2 separate regions of the Mus musculus genome follow, and region 2 is linked to region 1. A link is a loop called in an ENCODE intact Hi-C map of the cell type or tissue named here. Cell type or tissue: heart. All regions are shown on one strand. Links, peaks and the distances in the headings refer to the core of each region. The heading gives the core; the rest is flanking DNA. Region 1 overlaps Acot8 (acyl-CoA thioesterase 8). Region 2 holds the start of Eppin (epididymal peptidase inhibitor).

Region 1 (8,331 bases), core at 119-8,118:
TAGATGGTGCAGTCTAACATAAGCCTATTTATCCAGATGAAAAAACCGAGAAGCAGGATACAGTGGCTCCCAGCACTTGGGACGTGGAGCCAGGAGGAGCATGAATTCAAGGCTGGGCTCTACTCCATATAGAGCTCAGGACCAGCAAGGGTACATGAGACTCTGGTTGGTTTCAAAAATCAAAACCAAAAGAAGCTTCAAAACGGATTTGCCCAAGTTCACACAGGGGATCTAAAGTTGCCTGGCCACCTGTAATGGTCTCAGATAAAGTCAGTCGTTCCTGGATGTTCCTAAATTTTTGAGGACAGCACAAATACTAAGAGGGGCCACAGTGCAAGAAGCCTGTGCAGCAGCCCCAGGAAGTGGCGAGAGGCAGAGAGGCAGCATCATCTAAAAACCAAGCAGGTTCCCTCTCATCCTACAGACACGGACCCTGGGCCCACACTCACCAGCCCAGGGGCTCTCACACTCGTACAGCATCCAGTGGTCGGCTCGGAATGGGGCATGAAACCACATGGAGTGATCCAGTGACGCCATGAAGTTCACCTTATACTTGGACTGGTGGGGCAGCAGTGCTGTACCCAGGAAGGCGTAGTCAGAGATATAAGCAGCCACACAGCAATGCATCTTGATGTCACCTTCCCCTGCAACAGGTCCCAATCCCATCAGCCCTGGGCTCCTGGCTTTTCCAGCTCAGGACCTGCAGGGAGGTGGGGGAGAAAGGGGCTGCCATACACAAATGAGTCATTGTGCAAGGGCACCTGACCCAAGTAGGGGCTTTGTGTGTAAGGATAAGGAAGGACTAAGAGAGGACAGAGGTAAGTTAAATGTAAACCCGCTCTTCCCAAGTCTCTCGCCCCAGCCACTCTCTCTGGTCCTAGAACCAATTTGCACAAAGACATCCATTGTTAGCTGCTGACCTAGGTAAGAATTTCAGCATGGTAGCTTGCTTCTCCCCAGAAAGGTCCAACAATGGTTCTCATGTTAAAGGGTAAGGACTCTGGTAAGAGATTAGGAAACAGGCCAGAGAGTGGTATAGCCAAGCCACAGAGGGCAATGAGTGTGGCAAGGCCTAGACTCCTGAAGTGCATTCCTCCGAATTGTGGGTCATCTTACCAATGTAGCCCCGGGCACGCACCCAGAACATCTGTTTGGGCTCCAGTGCCTGCAGCTGGGTCAGGGTGGGTGGGTTCACCACCTTGATCTCAATAGGTACCTCCTGGGCAGCAACTCGGTTCAGCCCCACTCGATACTTCTTGTGAAGGTTAGGGTCCCTGGAAGTAAACACAGGAACAAGGATATCCAGGGAGGTGGGGCGTCTCTCTGCTGCCCCTCTGATCCACACCATTTGCCACGGGGGCTCTGCAAAGCCTCCTCATGGTGCTGACAAACAATATAGTCTATGAATCCCTTCCCCGTCCCTTCAGCCTTGGGAAGTTAGTCATCTCTCTGAGCCGATTTTTCCCTCCTGTAACATGACAGTAATAATGTGACCTGTCTCATAGCAAACAGACACAGCTAAGGCCTAGGCACTGATCCAAGCACTGCACACAACCACAACTCAAGCCCTGACACAACGTCATTTGGCAAGTGTGGTCAGCTGGTAAGAGGTGAGCACAGGAACCCAGGTGGCTTGCTCAGAGCATGGAGGGAGATCTGGTATCAGGCAGTTCATGTATCTAACCACTTCATCACTGGACATTCCAGAGACCTCCTGATGTGTCTGCATTCTCTATCTAAGCAGTCGGAAGCACTGTGCCGGGTGACACCACTTCCATGGAACCCTCAGTACTTAGTAGGCTCTGCCGCTCCCACCCACCAGTCTGGTGGACTGTTCATCTGTACTGTCCACAGTGGCAGCCACTAAGCCACATGAGACTAAGAACCTGCAATGTGGCTGCTGTACCCAGAGAACAAGATCAATGAAGAGTGTGGGATGAGGAGCCGGCCTAGCATGCACCAAGCCCTGGGGAATTTGATCCCTAGCACCACACACACAAAAGAACTGTTCGTTCTATTTCATAAGCTTAAGGCAGCCTATAGGGTCATTACTACCTTATTGAGGAGCACAGTCCTGAAGTCAGGCTCCTTTAGCAATGATACATTATTTTTATTTCTGCACACACGAAGCCTCACACACCCCTACATAGCTAAGTGCCATACACCTCTTACTGAATTCTCAAAGCAACCTTGAGGTGGGAGTTATGATTAGCTCAAGTCATAACCAAATGTATGGATTTAAGTGGGTGAGCATTGGCCCAAACTCACACAGCTATCAGGGACAGAGTCTAGACTTGAATCCTGGCCATTCAGTCTCCTGAACCCACACCCATCCCTCATGCCCTGCTGCTACCACCCCAGTATCCAACACAAGCAACATAGCTGGAGAAATGACTGCTCCCGTATGAAGAATCTAGGACCATGCGAGGTTGGGGGATGGAAGGTCCCATAGCAGGTAGGTACTAACAGAGGCACAGACTCTGGCCAGACTCCATGTGTGTCTGTGTCTAGATCCAGAGCCGAAACTTAATTCAAACTTTATTCGTTGTGATCTCAGTGAGAAATATGTTACCAAGGAAGAGTCAAAATATCGAGAAGACACTAAAGTGAAGATACTGAGCAGCGGGCCACGTTCTGCAGCAAGGTCCCAGAGGAGGGCCTCATTCTGCTATGCGTTAACTCCAAAGCTGCTGCACCATAGGCCTGAAGCAGGGAGGGCAGCAGCCCAGGACTGGAGGTGGCCAGTTATTTACCAAGTAGTTGTAACAGCCGTTTACTGTTGGATTCAATCATTTACTGTTGCATTCAAGAACTGAGAATTGAGGGCTGGTGAGATGGCTCAGTGGGTAAGAGCACCCGACTGCTCTTCCAAAGGTCCCGAGTTCAAATCCCAGCAACCACATGGTGGCTCAAAACCATCCGTAGCAAGATCTGACTCCCTCTTCTGATGTGTCTGAAGACAGCTACAGTGTACTTACATATAATAAATAAATAAATCTTTAAAAAAAAAAAAAAAGAACTGAGAATTGAACCTAGGGTCAATTTTTATGTGAAGGTCAGAGACAACCTGTGGAATCAGTTCTCTCCTCCCACCTTTACATGGGCTCCAGGGATTGAACCCAGCTCATTCGACTTGTATAGCAAGCATCTCTTCCCGCTGAGCCATCTCACTGGCCCCAACCAATATTTTAATAACAATAAAGCTACCCCTTGCCTGTGCTGGCTGAGTGTAAAGCTCTGCCCAAAGCTTTGCATTATGATCCCACATGCACATGTGCTAACACTGAAACTGAAGTGGCTCAGAGGCCTCTTGCCCTAGATGCACTGGGCTCTAATATCTCTCTTTTTTTTTTTTTTTTGCTCCTATATACTGTATATAAAATACATACATTTCTGTATACATATATATCTATATATGCATATATGTATATCTGTATATATAGACATATCTGTATATATTGATATATATGTGCATGCAGTACTGGGGATGATGAATCTAGAGTCTTGGGCATGCTAAGCACACGCTCTATCAGAGTATACCTCCCAGACCACCACACTTTGCAAGAGTAGCAAGTGCTCTTAATGGCTGAGCCATTTCTTCAGACCACCCCCATGTTTTTGAGATAGGGTCTCATGTAGCCCTAGCTAAACTGGGACTCTCAGAGATCCATCTGTCTCTGCCTCCCAAGTGATGGGATCTAGTTTATACTTTGACTACATACTCAAGACCTACTTAGAGGCTCCCTGGCCCACTCATGAGAAGGAGCCAGAGCTTAAAAACACTGCCCTGGGACTGCATGAGGAAGGGGGCGAGGGAGGTAATGTGGGAACATGTAATAAAAATACAGTAGACACATGCATGAAGCTGTCAGAATGAGACCCATGACTTCATACAACACACACTGATTAAAATAAAAACGTGGGCTGGCGAGATGGCTCAGTGGTTAAGAGCGTCGACTGCTCTTCTGAAGGTCCAGAGTTCAAATCCCAGCAACCACATGGTGGCTCACAACCATCCGTAATGAAATCTGATGCCCTCTTCTGGAGTTTCTGAAGACAGCTACAGTGTACTTACATATAATAAATAAGTAAATCTTAAAAAAAACAAAACAAACGTGGGCTGGAGAGATGGCTCAGCGGTTAAGAGCACTGGTTGCTCTTCCAGAGGTCAAGAGTTCAAGTCTCAGGAACCACATGGTGGCTCACAACCACCTATAAAGGGATCTGATGCCCTCTTCTGGCATGTAGGTGTATATGCAGACAGAGCTCTCCTATATTTAAATAAATACATACATAAATACATTTAAAAATAAAGAGCGGGCTGGGCGTGGTGGTGCACGCCTTTAATCCCAGCACTTGGGAGGCAGAGGCAGGTGAATTTCTGAGTTCGAGGCCAGCCTGGTCTACAGAGTGAGTTCCAGGACAGCCAGGGCTACACAGAGAAACCCTGTCTCGAAAAACCGAAAAGAAAAAAAAAAAAAAAAAAAGAGCGGGCAGGCGAGATGGCATAGAGGCCTGAGGACCTGGGTTCCATCCTCCGAGCCCAGGTAAAGGTAGAAAAGAGAACAGACTCCACACAGCCATCCTCCATCCTCCATATGCTGTGGCATGCATACTAATTTTTTAAAAGGAAATGGAGAATAGTATAGAAATAATCAGAATGTATCTAAACTGAGTCATCTTAGTACTGTCTTCTTTTTTATTTAAAGGCACGATCTCTCTACATAGAGCTGGATGGCTGGGACCCCCCCATGTAGACCAGGCTAGCTTGGAACTCTCACAGACTTTGCCTGTCTCTAAAGGCATGCAGATTATGCCAGGGGCCTAACTGTGGATTTTTTGTTGTTGTTGTTTTTTGGGTTTTTGTGGTTTTTTTCGAGACAAGGTTTCTCTGTGTAGCCCTGGCTGTCCTGGCACTCACTTTGTAGACCAGTCTGGCCTCGAACTCAGAAATCCACCTGCCTCTGCCTCCCAAGTGCTGGGATTAAAGGTGTGTGCGCCACCACTGCCCGGCCTAAGTGTGGTTTTTACTATAGGTCAAAGTAGTGCATGTCTTAGGTCTGGAGTGTGGCTCGGTGGTAGAGCACACCTAGTGCACACTAGGATCCTGGGGTCCCATCCATAAAACCATAAAAACTGAAGAAGAAAAACAAAACCCACTTCTCTGGAATCCGCAGGCCTCACCTTAAGTACTGGTCAATGAGGGCCTCGTGATCCAGCAGGTCTTCTGGCGGGGGCACGGAGGGCATGGAGAACTGGTGCTGCAGCGGGCTGGGCTGCATCTGCTGGAAGGAGGCCTGGCAGATGAAGATGGCCTTGCCATGCTGCACAGCCTTCACGGCGCGCACTGAGAAGCTGGCTCCTGTCCGTATCCTCTCTACGTGGTACAGCACTGGCACTTTCGGGTCCCCTGCAGTGGACATAAGGGGTACAGTGACCCTAAGTAAATCCACGGGCCATCATCGTCGTCATCAGTTAGTCAAACAGCCACCCTTGCTCTACTCATCCTGATGTCTTGGTTGGTTGGCTGGGGTCTTTGCTGTTGTTGTTGTTTTGGTTGGGGGTTTTTTTTGTTGTTTTTTGTTTTGTTTTGTTTTTGAGACAGGGTTTCTCTGTATAGCCCTGGTTGTCCTGGAACTCACTCTGTAGGCCAGGCTGACTTCGAACTCAGAAATCCACCTGCCTCTGCCTCCCAAATGCTGGGATTAAAGGCGTGGGCCACCACACCTGGCTCTTGTTGTTTTGAGACAGGGTTTAACTCTATAGCCTAGGCTAGCCTGGAACCCAAATCCTCTTGCCGCTGCCTCGCAGATGCTAGAATTACAGGTGTGAACTACCATACCATCGTCTTTTCATTCTTAACGACAGACTTCTCAACATGTTGCTGTCACGTGCTTTTGGCAGAGACCCAGACAGGCATGGGAGTGGGCCGTGCCTATAGCAGAGGATCAGGGAATGTGCTGGGTGCACCCGGACTAGAGGATGTGGGTCTTCAGAAGCTGCAGGTGAACCGTGGAGAAGGGGACACTTATGTGATCGGTTAGGGACACACATTTGACCTTCTCCCCTTGGTACAATCAGAAACTGGTAAAATTAAGAGAGCTGTCGGGGGTGGGTGGCTATGGGGGACTTTTGGTAAAGCATTGGAAATGTAAATGAGCTAAATACCTAATAAAAATGGAAAAGGAAGAAAAAAAGAGAGAGCTGTCGGTTAAGCTGTCAGTTATTAACCAACTGGCTGTGTGGGGCTGAAGAAGGTGAGAGGGTCACCCTCATGCCTGCTCTGGATACACCTCCAGCCCCACGAAGAGTCACTGAAATGACCAGTATACTTCCTGTCTCCAGGGCTTTAGCCTTTCTCTGTGTATAAATAAACGCCAACCCCTTCTGCCTGCCTGATTGGAACACTGTTTCTTCTCCTTCCTGCTTTTTCTTTTTTAATTAAATAATGAATTAATTTATTTGAGTCAGGATCTCACTGTAGCCCCGCAACTTCGTAGAGGATAACATCCAATTCCCAGAGATCTGCCTGCCTCTGCCTCCCAAGCACTGGCAACTTATTCTACTTTTGAAATGAAGTGGTCCCTGATTTTAGAATCAAAACTAAAGCCAATTAATGTATTTAGGCACCAGTCCGTAATGCTAACATGCAGGAGGTTGAGGCAGGAGGATTAAATCCCAAGCCAGACTTGGTAATTTAGCTTAAAAACAAACAAAACCCAGTAGGGCATCTCTTTAGCTAAAAGAATCACAGGATAAGAAGGCCAGGGTTGGGCTGGGACGAGGTTCTGTTGGTACAGGACTTGCCTAACATGAAGGAAATCCTGGGTTCTACAGAGCAGCAAAGGTTTGGTGGTACCTATAATCCCAGCACCAAGGAGCTGCAGGCAAGAAGATCAGAACATTAGTTAGAGACATCCATGGCTACACAGCAAGCCTGAGGCCAGCAAGGGACACATGAGGCCACCACTCTGCAAGCAGCATGCAAGTGCTGAACTACATCGCCAGCCCAGACCAAGGGTTTTCAATGAGAAGTCCCCCGTATCTGAGCACAGAGCTTAAAGAGTCTAAGAGATCCTATTGAAACATCTCTGGTCCCACCTCCCCTCTGTTTCACAGATGAGCTCAATCTTAGCCAAAGAAGGTAACCTCATTCAAGATTACTGTGCTAATTACTATAAAGCTGAAACTGAATTTCCAAACCTCCCACCTTCTATCCCAATAGCAGTTTACAGCCCTATGAAGACTTAGCAGTCTTGACACTAGAAGAGAATAAAGAATGAAGAGAGCCAGGTATGGAGGTGCAGGCCCTTACTCCAAAACACTCAGGAGCCAGAGGCAGGCAGAGCGCTGTGAATTCGAGGCCACCCTGGTTTGAATGGTGAGTTTCAGGCCAGCCAGGCTAAATAGTGAGACCCTGTCTCAAAACAACATAAGCAAGGACAGTGAGGCGCTCGTGAGCTCAGAGCACTGTCTGCTCTTGCAGAGGACCTGTTTGGTTCCTACTGCCTACAGGGTGGCTCACAAGGCCTAGTAACTCCAAACTCCTGCGTACCCACTGCCTCTTCAGACAGCAGGAGAGCAGCGTGGAACTCATTTAGGCATAGACATATACACATCTATCTCTCAAAAATAAGCAAATACATACATACATATACATATTTTTTATAAACGAAGGAAGGTTGGGTATGGTGGCAAAAGCCCTTAATCCCAGCTCTTGGGAGGCAGAGGCAGGCAGAAAGAATGAAGAAAGAACAGAGCCCGGCCTGAGGTCATAAAGGCTGAGGCCAGCCAGGCCTACACAATGAGACCCTATCTCAAAATCAAATCAACCAAGAAAGCTCCAGGGAAGACCCACTGAGAGCAGAGAAGCATTGGTCCACGTCATTCAACAGAATATGGAGCTGGAAAGATGGCTCAGTGGGTAAGAGCACAGACTGCTACTCCAGAGGTCCTGAGTTCAAATCTCGGCAACCACGTGGTGGCTCACAACCATCTGTAATGGGATCTGACGCCCTCTTCTGGAGTGTCTGAAGACAGCTACAGTGTATTCACATAATATAAAATAAATAATTTTTTAAAAGAGTTTTAAAAAGAAACAGAATATGCACTTAATGAGTCTCAGTGAGTGTGATATGGATGCAGGTTGTTTCCAGAGCCTGTCTCAGCCTCCCAAACTGTTGAGGTTGCAGACCTAAGCCAAGTGATGGGCTCCCTCCCTGCTTGTTCTGGTCCCTGAGATAGAACACAGACCCCTCCTGGTGCTAGCCAAGTGTGCTAGTACTAAGCTGCATGCTCTGCCCCTCAGGTACCTTTCAGGGAATCATCTCT
Region 2 (8,331 bases), core at 150-8,149, 210 kb before region 1:
GGTTTCGAGGATGTTTCCGTAAACGTCCTTGATTGACATCACCAGAGGCTTCACTCTCCCTGTACTGAAGATGTGTGGACCACTCAGTCTCACAGACACAGGGTGAAGCCAAAGACTTTACTGAACGAAGTTGAGAGCTACATGGAAGTAAACTGGGAGCTTTTGACGGTGGTGCTGAGCAGCTGAGGCTAGTGATGGGGACCCCAAGAGGAGGTGTTATGGATAGCAACTGGCATGGTGGGAGGGGAGGTATCCTAGGACCCCACAACTGGGAAGACTCAAGGTCTTGCAGTGCTCAAAGTGCTCTCCAGAAGCCAGTCTGGAGCACACAGCAGGCACACAGAGCTTGGAGCAGAAGCCAAATTCTGATGATTTTCCCAGCGTATCCTCTGTTCAGGTGAGACTGCCTGTTGAGAACACAGAGATAAGACAGAGCTGAGCATCTCGGGCTGGGTTTGTTTCTGGAGCCTGGAGTTATGTTTCTACTTTTTATCCTAGGAGGAGACTCAAAGTGGGGTTGGTCAACGGGAGTTGAGTTAAATATGAGAAAAGTGCAACCATCTAGGCGTGAAAATATAGTGAAGTTTGTTATTGTCTATGCTCACTCAAAGAACACGAAGACAAAAGTCAGTCTGTCCTTCTGAAGAGAAATGGATAGAACTGGCTTGGTGGCAAAAGGAAGTGAAGAAGTTGAGTCTTGGGATGGTTCGTTGGAAAGAGTGCCTGGGTGGGGCTGGACGCTCTTTGATCATTTTGCAGTCTGTCTTGGGGACCCTTCTACATCCCCCTTCACCCCTCCTAAATCCGTTCTTGTTTGCTAACTCCCCCATATCTTCCCAGCTTCAGTTTCCAGGAGGTCCCGTCTCTCTCCCTGATCAGATGTAGCTCTGTCAGGTCAGAGAAAGACACAGCTGCCTTGGGACAGGTCAACCCACACCCACATTTCCGGGGACAGCCTTCGTGAGGATGTTAGGTGCGGTTTGGGGGGGAGGGATGGGGTGGGAGGTCGCGGGGCATGCGCAGGACGTGCGTGGTGTGGGGGTTGGGAGGGCTTGGATCCAAGACTCACTTTTTTTTTCGCAGGCGTTCTGGCATATACTTTGGGATTGGAAGTTGTTATTGTTTCCTTGGCAGCCACCATAGATGAAGACTTGGCACGTGCTATTTTCTTTATTAAACCACCAACGACGAAAGTAAGCCATACAGTAGCCGGAGTCTTTCGGCAGGCTGCAGATATCTGCAGAGGGACCCCCAGAGTTGAGAACTCAAGAATGCGCAGCCCGAAACAAAACAATGCCTTTCCTTCCTCTGAGAGCCACCATAAGTGAAGTTGGAATTCGTTTTTTCCCCTCGCGCTCCAGCGGTTCAACACCCCAAACACGGCGCGCGTGCACTTGCTGGAGGATGTTACGGTGGCTATCTGCATCCCTGGAGGTAGGGTCCACAGGGTGGTTATGGAATGGAATCTCTTTAAGCCCCACACTGTGGCGATTTCCAGTTTAGCACAGCACGCTCCATTGCACCTCTACACCTTTGCACACCCACACGCACCACTGCGTGCGAGCAGAATGTTTATTCTTCCTTCAAAACCTTTCTTAAAAATCAGTTAGTGCCTCTGGGAAGTCTATCTTAACTCCGCTCCGTATCTCACATCATGCCAGTGGCCTGAATCGAGCCTGCATTTTCCCATCTTGTTTCTGACGCTTATGTGTTTGTTTGTTTGTTTAAAAAATGCCTCCAGTCTTGTCCCTGGGATTGTGAACCTCCAGCGGGCAGGGATTGTGTCTGGATTCATTTTGGGGTTCTGATGCCTAGCATAGGACTGAGTTTTATGGGACGGTAAAAGTGAAGTAAGATGTGCTCCAAGGGCCTTTAGCATCACATGAAGTGGAAGCACATAGAAAAAATATTAATTTGGTTAAGATTTTTAAAAGATGTTAAAAACTGGACCAGAGACTCAGATTTCAGAAGTCTGGTGTCAGACCTCTAGCACGTCACCTGGCTGTCACTCTTGCTCCACTGTCACACTCTGTGCTCCCCAATAGTTTTCAACTGCCACCCACTCTTCCCTGCTCTGAGCCATGTCTCCAGCTGAAGCTATCACCATCACCTGCCTTCTCCTGGAAGTCCTCCAACAATAAGTCCAGTCCCCTCCCCCTCCATCACCCTCACACTCCGTTGGTCATGTCACGGCCTCACTAAATAGCAAAGACCATGCTCTCTCTTTGCCTTTGAGCCCGTGGTCCTTAGGATTAAGACAAGAGTCCTTCTTCTAGCCCATCAATCTGGGACTGTGTGGTCCTAAGCTGCCAAGGGCCTCTTCCAATAATGACAAGCATCATGCTCTCTCTCTGTCTCCCTGGACTCCCCCCTGAGGTCTCTTTGAGTCATTTTCTTGCTGGGTGAGCCTTTTCATCCTCACTTTTACCTTTGACTGTGAACTCAACTCTTAAGTTTAGTTGCCTAGAGACCTTTCTCATTGGCTCTGACCTCAGAGAACAAGTCAGGTGCTATTACAGGGACTTTGGTTTGGATATGGTTAAAGTGTGTCCCACTCAAGGCTCATGATTTGGAGTCCTGGTCCACAAGGTTGTAGTACCTTCAAGAGGTGAGCTCTGTTGGGAGACTCCTAGATCACCTGGAACATGTCCTCCAAAGGGACTGTAGGACCCCAGCTCCTCTTGGCTTCTGTTGATCATGTGACCTCTTCCTCCCACCTACCTATCATCATCCTCTGGGGTCCATGCCGGTGTCTACTCATCATATTTAGTCCCAGACTCAAAACCTCGTCTATATAAACCTTTTTCTTTATAATTAACCTGTCTAATATATTTTGCTAGAGCAAAGTGAACTAAGAAAAGAAGTGGGTATCAGAAACGCTCAGCAAATCTTTCTAAACGAATGGAGAATGTCTTTTGGCCTTTTGGGAATCCAGAGGGGGCAGGAATAGGGTTGAGGTTGCAGCTCTGGTTTGGAATGTTAGGGCAGGTTTCCTAGTACAGAGTCGAGTTCATATGGGCAGAGAGGCAATTGCTGAGCCACCAGAAGCCTGGGAGGATAAATCACCTCGCTTGTCACCGATAATGGGAGCATTTGTTAGCACAACAATGGCCACTTGTGGGACTCAGAAAATCGTGGCAGTGAAAAAGTCAAGAAACAGTCTGACTCAATCCTACCCATGCACCCAACATTTATTTGGGGGAAACTGAGGCTCATAATTAGCTGCTGGGATAAGAACATCACTGCCACAACCTCACCAGAATCTGTAATGGATCTATCCCACAGGACCCCGAAGGCAGCAATCTTACCCAGCACCCACCCCCACCCCCAGTGACCCATGGGGCACTGGCAGCCCAGGTGGGCAGAAGAGGAGGCATGGTAAAAGGCTTGTGGTATTCCAAAGCCCTTGGTATTATTACCTTGTTGGGGGTTTAAGCATTTCTTTCCACAGTTGAAGACACAGCACTTCTCTTTCTTCGGGCAGTCCCTGTCCCTGGTACAAAGGTCCCTCTCTTGGTGTTCACACTCCTCTCTGAATCTGGGGCATCTCCCTAGGAAAGAAACAGTCCTTCAGCCTCTGGGCCTTCGGATTTGAGAGTGCAGGGAAGCTCATGTTCAAATTTGCTCACGGTGAAGGAAGCCTTTTCTTTGCTCCCGTTTCCATCACTACCCACTCTAACCTCTTCAACACTCCTCCATACCTTCTTCCCTCCATCCCTGCTACCCCCCAGCTGCTGGGGCAGAACTTTTCAACACTGGTGACAATCACCTGTTGGCCATGGGAGCTGCCCTGTGCTTTGTGGAACCTTTAACAGCCACCTTGGCCTCATGTACTAGACATCCTGGGCACTCCATCCATCTCCTAACAATCCAGACACTCTCCAGACCCTGGGAATGCCTCCTTGGGAGTAGACCCTTTCCACTACAGCCTCTGTTTCCTTTGTTCTAGCTATTCAGTTATGTCGTGTTGCTGTTTTCCTCTAGAGGGCAACATTGCACAGTGATTCCTCCCCCACCTGCAGCTGGGTTTTGGAATCCTAACTCTGCCGGGAGTGTGTGTGTTGTGGAGGAGAAACAGGATCCTAAATACATTGTATACAATTTTCAACGGGTTAATACAGGTGTTATCGTAGAAAAATCTTTAGTTGGTTGAATGCTGGTAGCCTTGTGATGGTGGGCACATTCTTTAAATTCTGTGTCTTCTAGTTTCAAAGAGGGAAGTTTACGGACAAAGAGCTATATACAACTAAGGGGTGCTAAGTTCAGGAGAAATAGTCTTTCCCAGGGAAGACCCCCCTAATTTAATTGCTTATCCAATACCAAATGGTCAGCCCTGAAATCATATACATACAGAAAATAATAAACAGACACAGCAGGCTGTATTTATTTAGGCTCTCTCTCTCTCTCTCTCTCTCTCTCTCTCACACACACACACACACACACACACACACACACAGATAACAGCAACAATTAAAGAAAAAGAGGCCGTAGTTTCAGACGGAGTGGGAGCAGGTATGTAAAAGGAATTGGAAGGAAGAAAAGGAAGGGGAAAATTATATTTTAATGTTTAAAATTCCAAAATTTTAAATTAAAAGAATAAAACAGGAGTGTTGATAGGACTTCCTCTCGTAGAGTTCTTGTGAGGATTAAATGAGATAGTGAACACAAGCAAATGTTAGCTAATACCTGCAGAGCGGTCACCGTGGGGGGAAGCTTTACTCTGTCCTGTTTCTTCACCACAAAGCTGTAGGGCCAAAATTCGTTTAAAATGAAGAAATCAAGTTCCAGAGAGGACACGTGGAAATTAAATATTTTGCTCAAGATCACCAGGCTACCAACTCTGTACAACCCACCAACTCTGACCCCAGAGCCCCCAGACAAATATGTCTGTCTACTTCTTTAAGAGGTGAAAGGTCTTCCCATTAATGTTGGAACCATAACCCTTCCTCACCTCCCCTTTTTAAAGGGACTTTGAAGGTGTTTCCCCAGACCCCTGTCCCTGTATCAACACAGAGGTCGTTGTAACACTAAGAGACCTTATAAGTATCTCTCTCCTCTCCTGAGCCACACCCAGGAAGGAGCTGTAGAAAGGTGACCCACACCTGAGGAATTGTTCTTTGTCTCTTCCTTCCAGTAAACTTCCCTTTCTCCCAGACAACACTAGAAAAAAACAGTACTTACTGGGAAACAGCAAGTCAGCTAGACTAGGTCCCTGGACTCTTGCAAGCAGGCCAAATAGCACAAGAATGCTCACAAATCCAGAAAGCTTCATTCTGGCGAGGGGCTGGCCTGGCTGGTAGTTCTAGAACATGGAAATGTCTGCTGCCTTCGCCCATCCGATTCTCTCAGTAGGCTGTACCTTGGCTGTAAGAGCTGGAGAAAAGCCAGTCACCTACTATCTTGCTGGGAACACCAAGTTCTCGAGATCATAAGTGGAGCTAATGACATTCACAGCCCACATCTATGGAGAAAGCCTTTCTGCTTGGACTGCATAGGGCTAGCATTCTGGTCAACCAGGGTAGTGCCCAAAGTGTACTCTACACCATCCATGCTGCACTGAGGGTCAATGCTGTCCTCTTGGGCCTTCATCTTGATAACTCAAAGTTAATGTGGCATGCCCTCTTTACCATTAATTTACCACTTTTAAAACACTCACTCCGTTAAGCACACTCTCTATTGTCTTAATATCTCTTCATGTTTATTCCCATGGTAGGTCCAAGGTCTCTGTGTTCCCTTCTCCCTCTCCCACAGTTTCTTCCCACCGTTTTCCCATTTATCATCTCTCAGGGACACTTTTTTTTTTAAATGAAGGCCAAAGAGTAAAGAGTTGCCAAAGAGAGCACAGGACTGGGGAGAAACCAGGTGGATAACAGAGTCTTTAGATAGCATTTGTCACAGTGTTGTTGAATGTTGCAGAGCGCAGGGAGCCTCCACCACATGACAGAGTGTTGCCTGAGAAGACACTGAAATAAAGACACGGGTCTGAGAGACTACAGCTGAATCAAGGACAACACTGTAGAGCTGCTGGATACTAAGTGTGCTGTCAGAAGAAGGGTGCACACGTGAGCAGCCCCCTCCTAGTTGTGCATCTCCAGTACCAGCTGCTGAACACTGGGCTAGAAGGCAGAGAAGCTCTCTGCGAAAGGGAAAATATTAACAGCCAGATTCTACTTTCTTTCCCTGTGCTGGTAACATATTGTGCAGGTCATTGTTCTCAACTTGTTTTATGTGATAGCTAAGCACACAGCCTCATCATCGGGATCAGAGGCAGAACCCCCATGGAAATCCCATATCAGCAGATTTGCAATGTCACTTAAGGATTATTTCTCAAAAATGCTAAAATGATTTTGCTGGGGATTAAGCCCAGATCTGCATAGGCTGGGAGACACTCTCCCATGGACCTACAGCTCAGGTCTTAGAAATAGAATTTCTACTAGACAACCTGATCTTCTTGGACTTCTGTATTCTCTCAAAGACAGCCAGCAGGCGAAAACTTGGTGTTTCTAATCTGAAAGACCCTGGGGTATTTTATCTTGCAGCAGGATTATGTGACCCAGAGCAGAAAGGATTCTAACAAGTATCACCCAGCCAGTGAATGTGCGAGACAGGATTCCAGGGCACCGAGTCTGTGAGTCTCCACCTCAGGCCACTGGCTGGTGATGAGGATCTAATTTATTGTAGACTTGAAGGAAAGAATTGTAACCCTAGTCCGAAGGGAAACAAAAGTAGCCCATGTCAGTAGAGACAGGCTGAAGGACTACGGTTAAAACACTTCCTGATGACCCCTGAAGGCTAAATCTGCCTTCTTCCTTAAACTCTCTCAGGGGATAAAAAAGATGCTAACATGTCCAGGTTATTTTACCACATTCTATTTGACCTGTCTGAGTTGCATGTCAGTACACGTGCATGTCATTTTCCAAGCAGCTGACATGAAATGCATGTCTTTGGGGCCTAGGATGTATCTTGGGTTTGGACTCCTTCTAACACTTAATTCATGGAACAAACTGGTTAGGACACACTCAGCCGGTCCTTGCCTTCCTTTTCTTCTTTCTTTTACAGAAGGTCGTAGCCTTCGTATACCTTCGTTCTAGGAGAAATCTGCTCAGAATGAGTGACTTAGGAAGAACCAGAACACACTGACCTGTAGGTGGCAACTCATGCTTCTCCATCAGACCAGGCCCTGTTGTGTGGATGGCTCCCAGCATTGCTCCTAGTGCATCTGACTGCATTGCTAACTTGGACATCTGCTCTCCCAGACAGGCTCTGAGAGCCATCCAGCAGGTCACTGTCTAGCAACTGGTCCTTAAAGCAGGACAGGGTTAAGATAAACTCTCAGTCTATCTCTCTGTTTGAGCAAGGCAGGTAGGATGACTGGGAGGTATAAAAGTAGACACACAGGGGTGTGGCTAGTCGAGTGATGGTTGGGAAGATACTGGGTGGGTCAAAAGAGCAGAGGAGCATGGGGGTATTTGGAAGATGTGAAATTATATATTGTAATTAATATTACACAAAGTTAATAGGACAAGGAAAGGCTACGGCAAACAAGTGAATTTTCTGGAGATGCCCCGCCATTTGGCATGGGTTCGATGGGTGTGCTCTGGAGGCAAAGTCCCCAGAGACTTCATCTCAGGATTGCTTCTCGATGCTGATATACCTTTCCTGCCACTGTTACATAGCCTAGCGATTCCTGGGCACCAGCCCACCACCCTATTGGTCAAATTTCCTGCAGGTCAACATGAAGATGTATTCTTATGTGGTAATGCTGTATACTTCAAATTGATGATTTCATAATCCCTGATAATGATTTCATAGACCTCTTAAATTGAAACAGGTAATTTCACCCCCTCCCGTAGAATAAAAGCTGCAAATAGAGCTCTGTAAACTTTCATATGTCACAGACTAATTGCACTAGGAAAAGAAAGGAAGCTTAGAACAAATTTACAGTCAAAGCCGGGCGTGGTGGCGCACGCCTTTAATCCCAGCACCTGGGAGGCAGAGGCAGGCGGATTTCTGAGTTCGAGGCCAGCCTGGTCTACAGAGTGAGTTCCAGGACAGCCAGGGCTACACAGAGAAACCCTGTCTTGAAAAAACAAACAAACAAACAAACAAACAAACAAAACAACAACAACAACAAAAACCAAAACAAATTTACAGCCCAGGAGAACATCCCTCCTAGGTTAGGAGTGAGGCCACTATTTGGTAACTAAAGGTCATAAACTGGGAATGGACAATTTATTTTAAATGCAAGGACAAAAAAAAAATAAGAGATTGACTAGTTTATCTATACAAGACTTCAAAATAATATGGCACAAAGCAGACGATTTGTCTCTT

Evidence for each region. Hi-C counts contacts between places; a loop is a spot of excess contacts. Peaks named below come from ENCODE experiments on the same cell type or tissue, not always from the same donor. Only the 100,000 strongest peaks of a DNase experiment are listed, where the experiment ranks them.
Region 2: a loop joins it to region 1, with 11 times the contacts of the local background. A loop is called at or near these places in 6 of 42 quality-filtered maps.

Annotation. Positions count from the first base shown.
Region 1 is chr2:164,794,536-164,802,866 of GRCm38, forward strand. Acot8 (acyl-CoA thioesterase 8) reads right to left here. Exons shown (of 6, transcript NM_133240.2): 3 at 5,185-5,410; 4 at 1,117-1,274; 5 at 450-644. Among named protein-coding and RNA genes, the nearest start is that of Acot8, 6.2 kb to the right of the region's middle. In heart, for the core only: a CTCF peak has its summit at 4,224 (motif pointing left); a DNase peak (open chromatin) is centred at 566.
Region 2 is chr2:164,588,245-164,596,575 of GRCm38, forward strand. It overlaps Eppin (epididymal peptidase inhibitor), which reads right to left and starts at 5,327. Exons shown (of 4, transcript NM_029325.2): 1 at 5,182-5,327; 2 at 3,420-3,551; 3 at 1,070-1,237; 4 at 99-407. The coding sequence starts at 5,272. The coding sequence ends at 394. It overlaps Wfdc8 (WAP four-disulfide core domain 8), which reads right to left. Exons shown (of 8, transcript NM_001080550.2): 8 at 8,214-8,331. In heart, for the core only: a CTCF peak has its summit at 3,987 (motif pointing right); no DNase peak of the experiment used is centred there; H3K27me3 peaks cover 1,156 bases.